Linked DNA regions of Homo sapiens: region 2 is linked to region 1. The links are chromatin loops, found by intact Hi-C in ENCODE. Cell type or tissue: gastrocnemius medialis. All regions are shown on one strand. Each heading gives the region's core, and the rest is flanking DNA. Links, peaks and the distances in the headings are about the cores only. Region 1 overlaps TBC1D1 (TBC1 domain family member 1). Region 2 has its middle 85 kb from the start of RELL1.

The links. Hi-C counts contacts between places; a loop is a spot of excess contacts. Peaks named below come from ENCODE experiments on the same cell type or tissue, not always from the same donor. Only the 100,000 strongest peaks of a DNase experiment are listed, where the experiment ranks them.
Region 2: a loop joins it to region 1, with 11 times the contacts of the local background. A loop is called at or near these places in 9 of 110 quality-filtered maps.

Annotation. Positions count from the first base shown.
Region 1 is chr4:37,975,680-37,981,054 of GRCh38, forward strand. The region is part of intron 2 of TBC1D1 (TBC1 domain family member 1); the gene reads left to right. Among named protein-coding and RNA genes, the nearest start is that of PTTG2, 18 kb to the left of the region's middle. RefSeq lists silencers at 1,510-1,579, 1,650-1,769, 1,890-1,939, 1,960-2,259. In gastrocnemius medialis, for the core only: CTCF peaks have their summits at 1,423 and 2,285; DNase peaks (open chromatin) are centred at 1,622, 2,242 and 2,666; H3K4me3 peaks cover 1,668 bases; H3K27ac peaks cover 2,601 bases.
Region 2 is chr4:37,598,532-37,603,906 of GRCh38, forward strand. It overlaps a transcript of RELL1 not described here. Among named protein-coding and RNA genes, the nearest start is that of RELL1, 85 kb to the right of the region's middle. In gastrocnemius medialis, for the core only: a CTCF peak has its summit at 4,648 (motif pointing right); a DNase peak (open chromatin) is centred at 4,670.

The sequences.
Region 1 (5,375 bases), core at 322-5,321:
ACTCTTGTCTTCTGGTCACTTCTCACTATGTCCCCTCAGCTCCTATCTCTGTATGGCCTGGTTTTTCCTAGGTTATGATTGTAGAGCGAGGATTATTATAATATTGGAATAAAGAATAATTGCTACAAACTAATGATTAATGATATTCATATATAATCATATCTAAGATCTATATCTAGTATAACTATTCTTATTTTATATATTTTATTATACTGGAACAGCTCGTGCCCTGGGTCTCTTGCCTTGGCAGCTGGGTGGCTTGCCGCCCACAATCCCCCATGATCCTCTCCTTTTGATATTCATGTCCTTATATTATCTCCTCCCCTTAAGTGTGGACTAGACTTATGTCTTTGGTTTTTCACAAACAGTAATAGAGCAAAAGTGTTGGGATGTCACATCTTAATTCATAAAACACTGTTTTTGGATTTGTGCATTCTCTTGGATCACTTGTGCTGGGGGATACAAACTGCCATTTTCTGATCAGTGCTATGGAAAGAAACAGCAAGAAACAGAGGCCCTGAGTCCAGCAGCTTGCGAGGAACTAAATACGGGCAACACCTATGTGAATGAGCATGGAAGTGGATCCTTCAGTCCCAGGCCAGTCTTGAGATGACTCCAGCCTCAGTTAACAGCTTGGCTGAAATTTTAGGGCGACTTTCAGCCAGAGCCATCCAGCTAAGATGCTCCTGGATTTCTGACCCACAGAAGTTGTTTGTGGTTTTAAGCTTCTCAGTTTTGGGGTAACTTTTTATACAGCAATAGGTAGCTAATACCCTCACTAAACTCAGATGCCAGATATTTAGGGAACAACATTAAAATGTCCCAATGGTCCTTCAAGAAGATAATGCACAATTAGTAGAAGGAAAAGAGAAGCAGAATTCTTGGGCTGGGTTGGCCATTTGGCCTGAGGAACTCAGTGAGTGGTTCCACCTGACACATGCATAACACATCAGCGATTAAACCTTTGGACTTTTTTTTTTTTCAACGTGGAACTCAGGAGTGGCTGGGATTGAAACTCAGCTTTACCTTTGTAGCCATAAACTGACCACCTTGTCTCATCATCTTGCCTTGGGAGAGAAGAAAACTATGGTGAAATCAACATTTCTCAAGTTGCTAAAGCCTCCTGGCAGGCAGGAGCTAAATGGTTCTTTTTCCTCTGCCCCACTTTTGGTCTCAATGGCCGAGTTTCCTGACTCCAAGAAAACCACCTTTGATTATATAAAGGTATTAGGGGCTGGGGAACACTGGTCTTTTGTTACTAGCAATCTAAAGCGCTTAGGAAGAAAAGCCCTGGGGGTGGGGGTCACCCCTGGAAAGTTGGGCGGGCTTTGTGTTAGCTCCAACTCTGGGGCTTTTGTGGAACCTCGGAGAGGGAGGAATTCTTAGATTTCTGAAAGTTGTGCGAAACGGACCCCAGAGGCCTGGAAAGGCGCGTCCCCAGCCTCCAGGGTTTCCTGCGCAGCCCTGGGCATCTCGGAAGGGGGCGACCCCAGCATGTCCCAACTTCCCGCCAGCAGCGGAGCGCGGGGGTGGGCGGGGTCGGCTGCGCGCCCTCCCCTCCTCTCCCCTCCTCCCCCCGCCCACCCCCTCCCCGCGCTCTCCCCTCCCACTTCCCTTTCTCTGCCTGGCCGCCCCGCGGGCGCGACCTCTCGGGGCAGTGACGAACTGGGTGGAGCCCGCCGCCGCCGCCGCCGCCGCCGGGGAGAGCGATGCCCCGGCCCCGCCGCTCCCCAAGCCCGCCCCCGGCCGCCCGCGGGCCCACGGGCCGGCGGCGGGAGTGAGCGGGAGCCGGCGGGCGAAGAGCCGCCGCCCGGCCCGCGATGTCACCATTGTTCAGCTGGGTGGCCAAGGTAGGCGGCGTCGGGCGGGCGCCCGTTACCGGAGCGGAGCGGCAGGCGCGGGGCTGGAACATTTGTAACCTTCGGGCCGGGGCTGGGCCGGGCCGCTGGAGGCCAGGCGCGGCGGGGGGCGAGCGGCGGGCGCGACCAGGTCGTTAGCCGCGCGTTTCTCATTCATTAGTCTCCCAGATCCCTGTGGGGAGGACGGGCGAGGTAGCGGCGCCCATTTCACAGTTGGGGAGACTGAGGCTGTACTCGGGGACCCCTGCGGGAGCCCGAACCCAGCAGGCGGCTCCTCCGGCCCCTGTCGCTCCCCGCGCCGCGGAGCTGCCGCTCGGTGCCTCCCCGGCGCGGGACCTCGCGGAAGTCGACCCCGCGTGTCTCCCTCGCGGGTGTCGCCCTCGTGTGTCTCCCTCGCAGAAGTCGGCTTGCGCTGGGCCGCCTGGACAGGGCGCCGAGGATGCCCAGAGGCTGGTGCCCACAAGGGGCGTCTGTCTTTCGTTTTTAACCCTCTGGTTTCAAAGGGCATGTTCTGAGGTCTGAGTTTTAAATAGAAGTTTTTAACTTTCCATTCCCACAAAGTTTTATTTTCAGAACATCAGCGCCTTCGAGATAACTGGGTGGTGCAAATCCAGGCCAGTTGCACTGTTGCTAACAGGAAGGCATAAGTGTAGATTTCCCGAGTTCCCACCAGTTCGAGAACACAGTAATAGCATCAATAGCATTCTTTTTATCCACTCCTGCAGTGCCAGGTGTCTGAATGTGTTTTAAAGGATGCGACCCTCGCCACCTTGAAAGGCTCGCTGGTCGTTAGGGCATCTTGCTGTCACCCCATGCACTCAGTCCCTTGGCCGGCGCCTTCCCAGGGCTTGTTTCCTGTGTATGGCTGGTTGAGTAATAAGCTCACAACTCGTTAGCCATACTGTGAGGCTTTACCAATTAATAATTTAATTAGGTGGTGGTTATGTCTTGAGTTATCATGCAATGCTTTTATAGTCTTATTTAATTACATTTTTATGAATACCTGTTTGTGAGCAGGTATGGCTTTGCCTGTGATTTAAGTGATACAAAATTGGAGACACAGAAACTAGATAACACTAGTTTTTAGATGGGCAAAAGTTTTTAGGTAGATTTTCTTACTAGGTAAATAACATTCCATTAGAATCACTTCCTGAAACATAGCTGGTGGTAAAATGAGATGACTTTCAAAAACGTTTTGAGTCATTAAAAAGTCATTTCAAAAACCATCACAGACTTTTAGGACGATTGTTAGCCTTCTCCGAGTGTCAGTACGTTGGAAAAGTTTATATAGAGGAAATGTAGGCTGGTAGCTTAATTTGGATTCTGAATCTTGTTATTTCAAAATTATTATTTTTGAGACAGAGTCTTACTCTTGTCACCTAGGCTGGAGTGCAGTGGTGCGATCTCAGTTCACTGCAACCCCCACCTACCAGGTTCAAGCGATTCTTGTGTCTCAGCCTCCCCAGTAGCTGGGATTACAGCTGTGCGCCACCACTCCCAGCTAATTTTTGTATTTTCAGTAGAGATGGGGTTTTGTCATATTGGCCCGGCAGGTCTCGAACTCCTGGGCTGAAGTAATGCCCCCACCTTGGCCTCCCAAAGTGCTGGGGTTACAGATGTGAGCCACCACACCCGCCCTCAAAATTATTATTTCGATTACAGGACAACAGCGGAAAAACTATTAAATGTTTTTGGAGCAAATTCATGTATACCTCTTAGCATACATTTTTAAAATGTGGTTATTTTATATTTCATTTCCTGTAGGTGGTGCATGCATTACAAATTATATCCCGAAATTGAATGATTTTTATAGATAACGTGTTATCCTGTGAAAGATTTTAGAATACGAAATTAGTCTTTGGAAGTTTATTTCTTGGAGTTATAGATTGTAAGAATGATGTTCTATGGAACTGATGTGGTTTACGGTGAAGAGGCAAGTCATTAACACACTTTACATTACAAACTAGGTAATATCCTAAAGACAAAGACAAAAGGCATAGATAATGTACACAATGTGAATAATCTTGAAGTTGTTATATTTGACTTCAGAATGCCCCTTCAGAAACACACAGCTGCACATGAGCACAGGCCTCACACAAACACCTGCACATCCAGTTACGCAGCTGACTTTCCTTTTCCTTTTTCATTTTGACCTTTGCAACTGCAGCTGAACACCTGGTGGGGAAGGAGAAGGGGTGGGTGTCGGTTGATTCACATGGATACCTGAGCACGAATGTGTTTTTCTTTTTTTTTGTTTTGAGACAGAGCTTCGCTCTTGTTGTCCAGGCTGGAGTGCAATGGCACAATCTTGGCTCACTGCAACCTCTGGCTCCTGGGTTCAAGTGATTCTCCTGCCTCAGCCTCCCGAGTAGCTGGGATTACAGGCTTGCGCCACCACCCCCGCTAATTTTGTATTTTTAAATAGAGACAGGGTTTCTCCATGTTGGTCAGGCTGGTCTTGAAGTCCCGACCTCAGGTGATCCACCTGCCTCGGCCTCCCAAAGTGCTGGGATTACAGGTGTGAGCCACCGCCCCCGGCCAAGCATGAATGTGTTTTTCTTGCACGATGCATTAGTATTGTGTGAATATTGAATGTGTAGAGTGGGCAATTTCATGATGTAGGAATAAAGCCAAAACGGGAGAGTTTTGTTTTAAAGAGATTATCTGTTTAAAGAAGAAAGAAAAACATAAGATGTACTTTTAAAAAAAATTGGACATGATCTGGAACATTAGGGCAGGTGTACATTGCATCAAGAATGTGGCTGGGCTTTATAGCAGTGTGATTTCTTGATTAGTCTTTCAGTGGGGACACTTGACTTTTTACGCAGTTTATAAATAAAACTGAACTTCTCAAGCTTTGTGATTTTCATAGTAAACTCACAGATGTCCCCAACAACCTGTCAGTTTTGAGTATATCTACTGTTTCTATGCCTCCATGTATCTGTTAGTCAAAACTGACTGCAGCAGAACTGCCAAGTAACTTCCAGAATTTATTTGGATTTGCACCTGCTTATAAAGTTTGTAGCTAAGATTATTGCTGGTATCTCAAGTTGGTAGATTTTAAATATACATATGTCAGTTTATGAGAAAAAATGGAAAATGAGAACTAAATATAGCCAAGTTTGCTGTGTTTCAAATCCAAGTATAGTTTCATATAGTTTATGGTGTGTATTAAGTATTTACCTTATGAATAAAGTACTTAACTGTGTATTTAATGTATTAATTAAGGCATTTAACTGTGTATTTTCCAGTGCTCATTCAACAAGTGTTTTATTAGGTACTTTTTGTATATAAGCAGTGTTTATGTCCTGGAGGAGTTAATTCACTCTGCACAATAGATTATCCTTTAAAAAGTGTGCACCCTGGAGATTTGTAAATTAAATATTTAAAGATGCATTAAAAAAGGAATCTTTTTTTTTTTTGACCCTGAGTCTCACTCTGTCGCCCAGGCTGGTGTGCAGTGGCACGATCTCGGCTCACTGCAACCTCTGCCTCCTGGGTTCAAGTGCTCCTCCC
Region 2 (5,375 bases), core at 132-5,131, 380 kb before region 1:
CTCACTGAAGTCTACCGTGACGCCATGAGCTATAGGTATGATTGTCCCCATTTCACACATGGGAAAATGGAGGCTCAAACAGCTAAATAACTCATCCAGAATCACACAACCAGACAGTGGCAGAATCTCAACTGAACCCAGACTGAACAACAAACCGGTGCTTTTTTTTTTGAGATGGAGTCTCGCTCTGTCACCCAGGCTGGAGTGCAGTGGTGTGATCTCAGCTCACTATAACCTCTGCCTCCCAGCTTCAAGCGATTCTCCTGTCTCAGCCTCCCGAGTAGCTGGGATTACAAGCGTGCACCACCATGCCCAGCTAGTTTTTTGTATTTTAGTAGAGACAAGGTTTCACCGTGTTGCCCAGGCTGGTCTCGAACTCCTGAGCTCAGGCAATCCACCCACCTCACCCTCCCAAAGTGCTAGGATTACAGGCGTGAGCCACCGCGCCTGGCCCAAACCTGTGCTTTTAAAGGTGACATAATATGCCTCTCTGTGGCAACATCCATGTTGCCATTAGACAAAGATAAGGGCTGAATCAAAATGTGAGACAACCCAATTTTGTATATGTAAAATTGTATGTATTGTCAATTGGGATTAAAAGGGGGTTTTGTTCTGGTTCTAAGGAAGATTGTAATAAAGAATAGAAAAGTTAGTCAAGGCCTTGTAACCATAATAGGTCTGCTGCCCAACGTGCCGCAAGTCAATAGCTGAGACACGGGGTTGCCGCAGAGCAAGAGGTTTAATGGGAGGGCCGCTGAACGAGGAGATGGAAGGAAACCTCAAATCTGTCTCCCTGAGGAGTTTGGGGCTAGGCATTTTAAAGGGTTTGGAGTAAGCCTAAGTGTGGTGATAGTTGATTGGTCGAAGAGTACAGGGTGAAGTCATGGGACAGGGTGATGAAGAAACTGTATTCTCATGCTGATCCCATTTGTCTGGGTGGGTTGGCTGTCAGCTGTTTCACTGGAATTTGGGGGAAAACACCTTAAGCAATTCTAACAAAAGCTTTATGATTCTAATGTCAGAAATCCTATCTATAGGAACAATGGGGATGCACATGGCCAGGATCTAGTGCTACTACAGGACTTTTGGTGACAAGGAAGTGGGCCAAAGTACAGCCTGATTAATGCTTAATCCAGAATTCTTGTTAACCCTGTGAGGACAGCTTCAGCTTTATCTGTAAAATCTCTGAGACTGTCTACTGTCAATGGTATTTTTGCGGCAATCGTAAGACCATGAATTTCCTTTCCCTACAAAGGTTGAGGCAGATCCAGGGGCCATATGTCCCCACCCATGAACCACCCCTACATAGCTTAAGATTCCTTTCCTCAGTTTCATCATCTGTATAGTGGAGGTGATGGCTAGGCCCCTCTCTCGGCCATAATGAGATTTAAATGAGATAAAAAGTGCTTAGCACGTACCCAGCACAAAGTAAACAATAAATGTTAGATGTAATTTTGTCCGAGTACAGTGGCTCACGCCTGTAAACCCAGCACTCCGGGAGGCCGAGGCAGGCGCATCACTTGATGTCAGGAATTCAAGACCAGCCTGGCCAACGTGGCAAAACCCTGTCTCTACTAAAAATATAAAAATTAGCCAGGCGTGGTGGTGCACACCTGTAATCCCAGCTACTCTGGAGGCTGAGGCAGGAGAATTGCTTTAATCCAGGGGGCGGAGGTTGCAGTGAGCCAAGATTGCGCCACTGCACTCCAGCCTGGGTGACAGAGCGAGACTCCATCTCAAAAAAAAAAAAAAAAAAAAAAGTTAGATGTACTTTTATTATCCAGCGAAGGTCACTGGCCCACTTCTATGAGTAACACTCAATGCTTTTTTAAATAACTAGATCTTTGTTGCTACCCACCAAAGCTGTATGAATCACTTCTAATAATACTAATTTCTAAACTGGGTAAGTTCTGTTCTACCTACATCATTAATAATCGTCTAAAGGCAAAAATGCATCTTGGGGGCACTTCAATTTTAGTGTATTTTTATTCTCATTATCTTCATCATTTAACAATTGTAGAACACACGGGAATTTATCCTTTGAACTTTAAGTCACATTGCATTTGAAGTGAATATTTATAGCATTAAAATTGACCTTTCTTTTATCTTTCCTCATGCCCCAAATAAGATTTTATAAAATAAAATGCATTTTTAATACAAAACAGAAACCATGGAAGATTTGGGAGGGTTGATTGGTTATTTTGGAGAGGTTGTGTCTGGCTTGGGTTTTATTTAGTATGGATTTGTGCGTGTGTGTGTGTGTGTGTGTGTGTGTAGTTTTTGTTTGATTTGGTCAACACTAATATTCATCTGTAATAAGTAAACCCATATATTTTTTCAATTTGGGTATAATGTTATGATTTCAAGAGTATTTTGTCTATGATTTCTCAGCTAGATTAACTTAGGAATGAAAATAAATTGAGTTACTTTTAAACTCACTGAGATGCCTATGCTACATGCACATCTTGTCATAAAAGGGTTAAGATAAAATTTCAGCCTGAACAAACAGAGGAAGAGACCATGCTCCTTAGCTGGTAGATCTGGGTTCATTCAACATCAGTCAAGGCAAGAAAGTCATTCTTTCCAATAAGGCAGTTGACCTGCCATCAGGAGAACCTCAGGCCCCATAGGCTTTGCAGTTACATCTTGTACCTGGTTCCGCCCCCAGCCCACCTTCGAATGTTATAAACAATATGGCTGTGGCAGAAACATCAAAAACTAACTCTCAAAAGGCAAAATCCCCATCATTTATTCCACTACAGAGGGTTGGAACTTGGCATCTCTGTGGCCAATAGATTGTTCTGTTTCATCTGAGAGACCACTGAGTGAGCACTGACTGTGCCTGGCCTGTACTAAGTGCATTACACATCTGAGCTCATATGATCCTCACAACCACCCTAAAAGGCACATATTATCTTCATTCTGTAGTTAGAAGACGGGGTCCAAAGAGTTTAAGGTCACAGACAGCAAAGGCATCTGAATGCCAAATCTGTGCTCTTATCGGGAGCTGTAAGAATGAGCCCTGTGCCAATCCAGGAAAGATGGTGAAAGGAAATTCTCCTGAAGCAATAAAAGGAAAAGGGTTTGCAAAAGCATTTCACAACAGAAACCGCACCATGGCCAGGCCTTCTGGCGATGGAGTGAAGGCAGCTCTAGGAAGTCTCAGCTGCAGGGCTGGATGCCAGAGCTTCACTTTCCATGTGGCTCTATAACTCCTCCTATAGCTACGTTTCTGCAAATAACTGCATTAGTCATGAGTTCTTTTTGTTGGTTTGGTTGGTTGGTTGCAAATGACAGAAACCCAAACTAGATAACAAAAGAATTTCCTTGAAATGTTCGTGAAGTTCAGAAGGGCAACTAGGCCTTGGGGACAACTGAATCTGGGGCTTGAAAGCAACCAGGCTGGGCACAGTGGCTCATGCCTGTAGTTCCAGCACTTTGGGAGGCTGAGGTGGGCAGATCGTTTGAGCTCAGGAGTTCGAGACCAGCCTGGGCAACGTGAAAAAAACCTGTCTCTTTGAAAAATACAAAATAAAGTAGCTGAGCATGATGGCCTGTGCCTGCAGTCCCAGCTACTTGGGAGGCTCAGGTGGGAGGATTGCTTGAGCCTGGGAGGTCGAGGCTCTGGTGAGCCATGATTGTGCCACTGCATTCAAGCCTAGGTGACAGAGTGAGACTCTGTCTCAAACCAAAAAAAAAAAAAAAAAAGCAACCAGCACTGCCTGTCTTCCCTCCGCACATTCCCTCCCTTTCATCACACCAGGAAAGAAGACTACACAGCAGGAAATATGGTCTTCACCAGCCCCTAGCCCACAGCTTTAGCCACCAGAGCAATAAACCATTTTTTCCAGCCCATTTGCTGGAGAAAATGGTTTATTGCTCTGGCGGCTAATGCTGTACCTTTAGCCATGGGAACCCTCATGGGCTTCCCCATGAGGCTATGGAACTCTGTGGCTCAGTTCCACAGCAAGCAACTGGCCGGCTCAACTCGACTCAGACAAAGTTGTGTGTGCTGGACCAGTCACAGCCACTCTGATCAGCCGTGGGGGATGGACGCATGTAGACCCTTCACCAAGTTACCAAACATGCCGCTTACAGCAGTCGCGCCCTCGGTAGGGGTGGATGAGAAGACAGAGGATTTGCAGGCATTTTTCTGATCCTTAAAACTCCTGTGAGACAGGTCATTTTACAGATGGCATTGAGGCTCAGAAAGATAAGATACCTTTCTCAATGTCACACAGTGGTGAGTGTGGGGCTCAAACGCAACAGCAAAGGTCGTGCCTACTTCTCTGAGACCACACCACTTCCATGACAGCATTCAGCGCGCGGGGTTCCCTCCAAAGCGGAACCGAATCATTCTCACCAGTATCCAGGTAACACCTGCAGTGACACAAGCTCCCAGGTGAGAAAATGGAGCGTCCGATGAGAAAAACAATAAAGACAAACTGGCAGTGCCAGAAAATCAGTTAGAAAAAAACTAGACTTGAACCTTTACTCTCACAAAATAGCTAATGGTAGTCTTTCGTTTTTAAAGGTGGGCTTTTGTTTATTTATTCATTCAGCAAAAAATCACGAGTACTTTCTGCAACACCAGGGCTTGAAGGAAGATACAGCACCAACCCCCCAACGGCCGTGCAGTTCTCCGATTCGGCCAGCAGAGGGAGCGAAGGGCCAGCTCTGTGGGAGGACCTGCAGAGCTGGACACCAGCTGAACCGCGTGGGCAGCCACACCACCCCCTGGCCACGCCACAAAATGCCCAAGACAAAGAAGTCCCAGCTGTCCTTTAGGTGTTTAGAGCTACAGTGAGGGTACCCTGGGGAGATCTGAGAACAGTCCTGCAGCATGGTTCTGGGAAGATGAGGAGAGGAGGGAATCCTTGGGTAGAACCAACATGCCCCACCCAGACTAAAGGGTCGGAGGATCTAAGAACTGGCAAGTCAAACCTCAGATACAAAACATAGTCCTCTTTGACCACACAACACGCCCTCAGTGATACTATGCACTAAATCGCGCGACGCCATTTCCAAGCCCCCAACTCTACTGTCCTCAGTGAGACAGAAGGAAGGGTTCCCCGCCTTTTGGGGTGGAGGAAGCCTGGATGTGAAGACAGATTTGAAAAAGAAGTGCAGGAGCATTCAAGACCATGGGCAGGCCCCCTGGCAAATTCACCCAGGGGGCTGGTGGAGACTATATTTCCTGCTGTGTAGTCTTCTTTCCTGGTGTGAGGAAAGGGAGGGAATGTGCAGAGGGAAAACAGGCAGTGCTGGTTGCTTTTTTTTGTTGTTGTTGTTTGTTTGTTTGTTTGAGACAGAGTCTCACTCTGTCACCTAGGCTTGAATGCAATGGCACAATTATGGCTCGCCAGAGCCTTGAC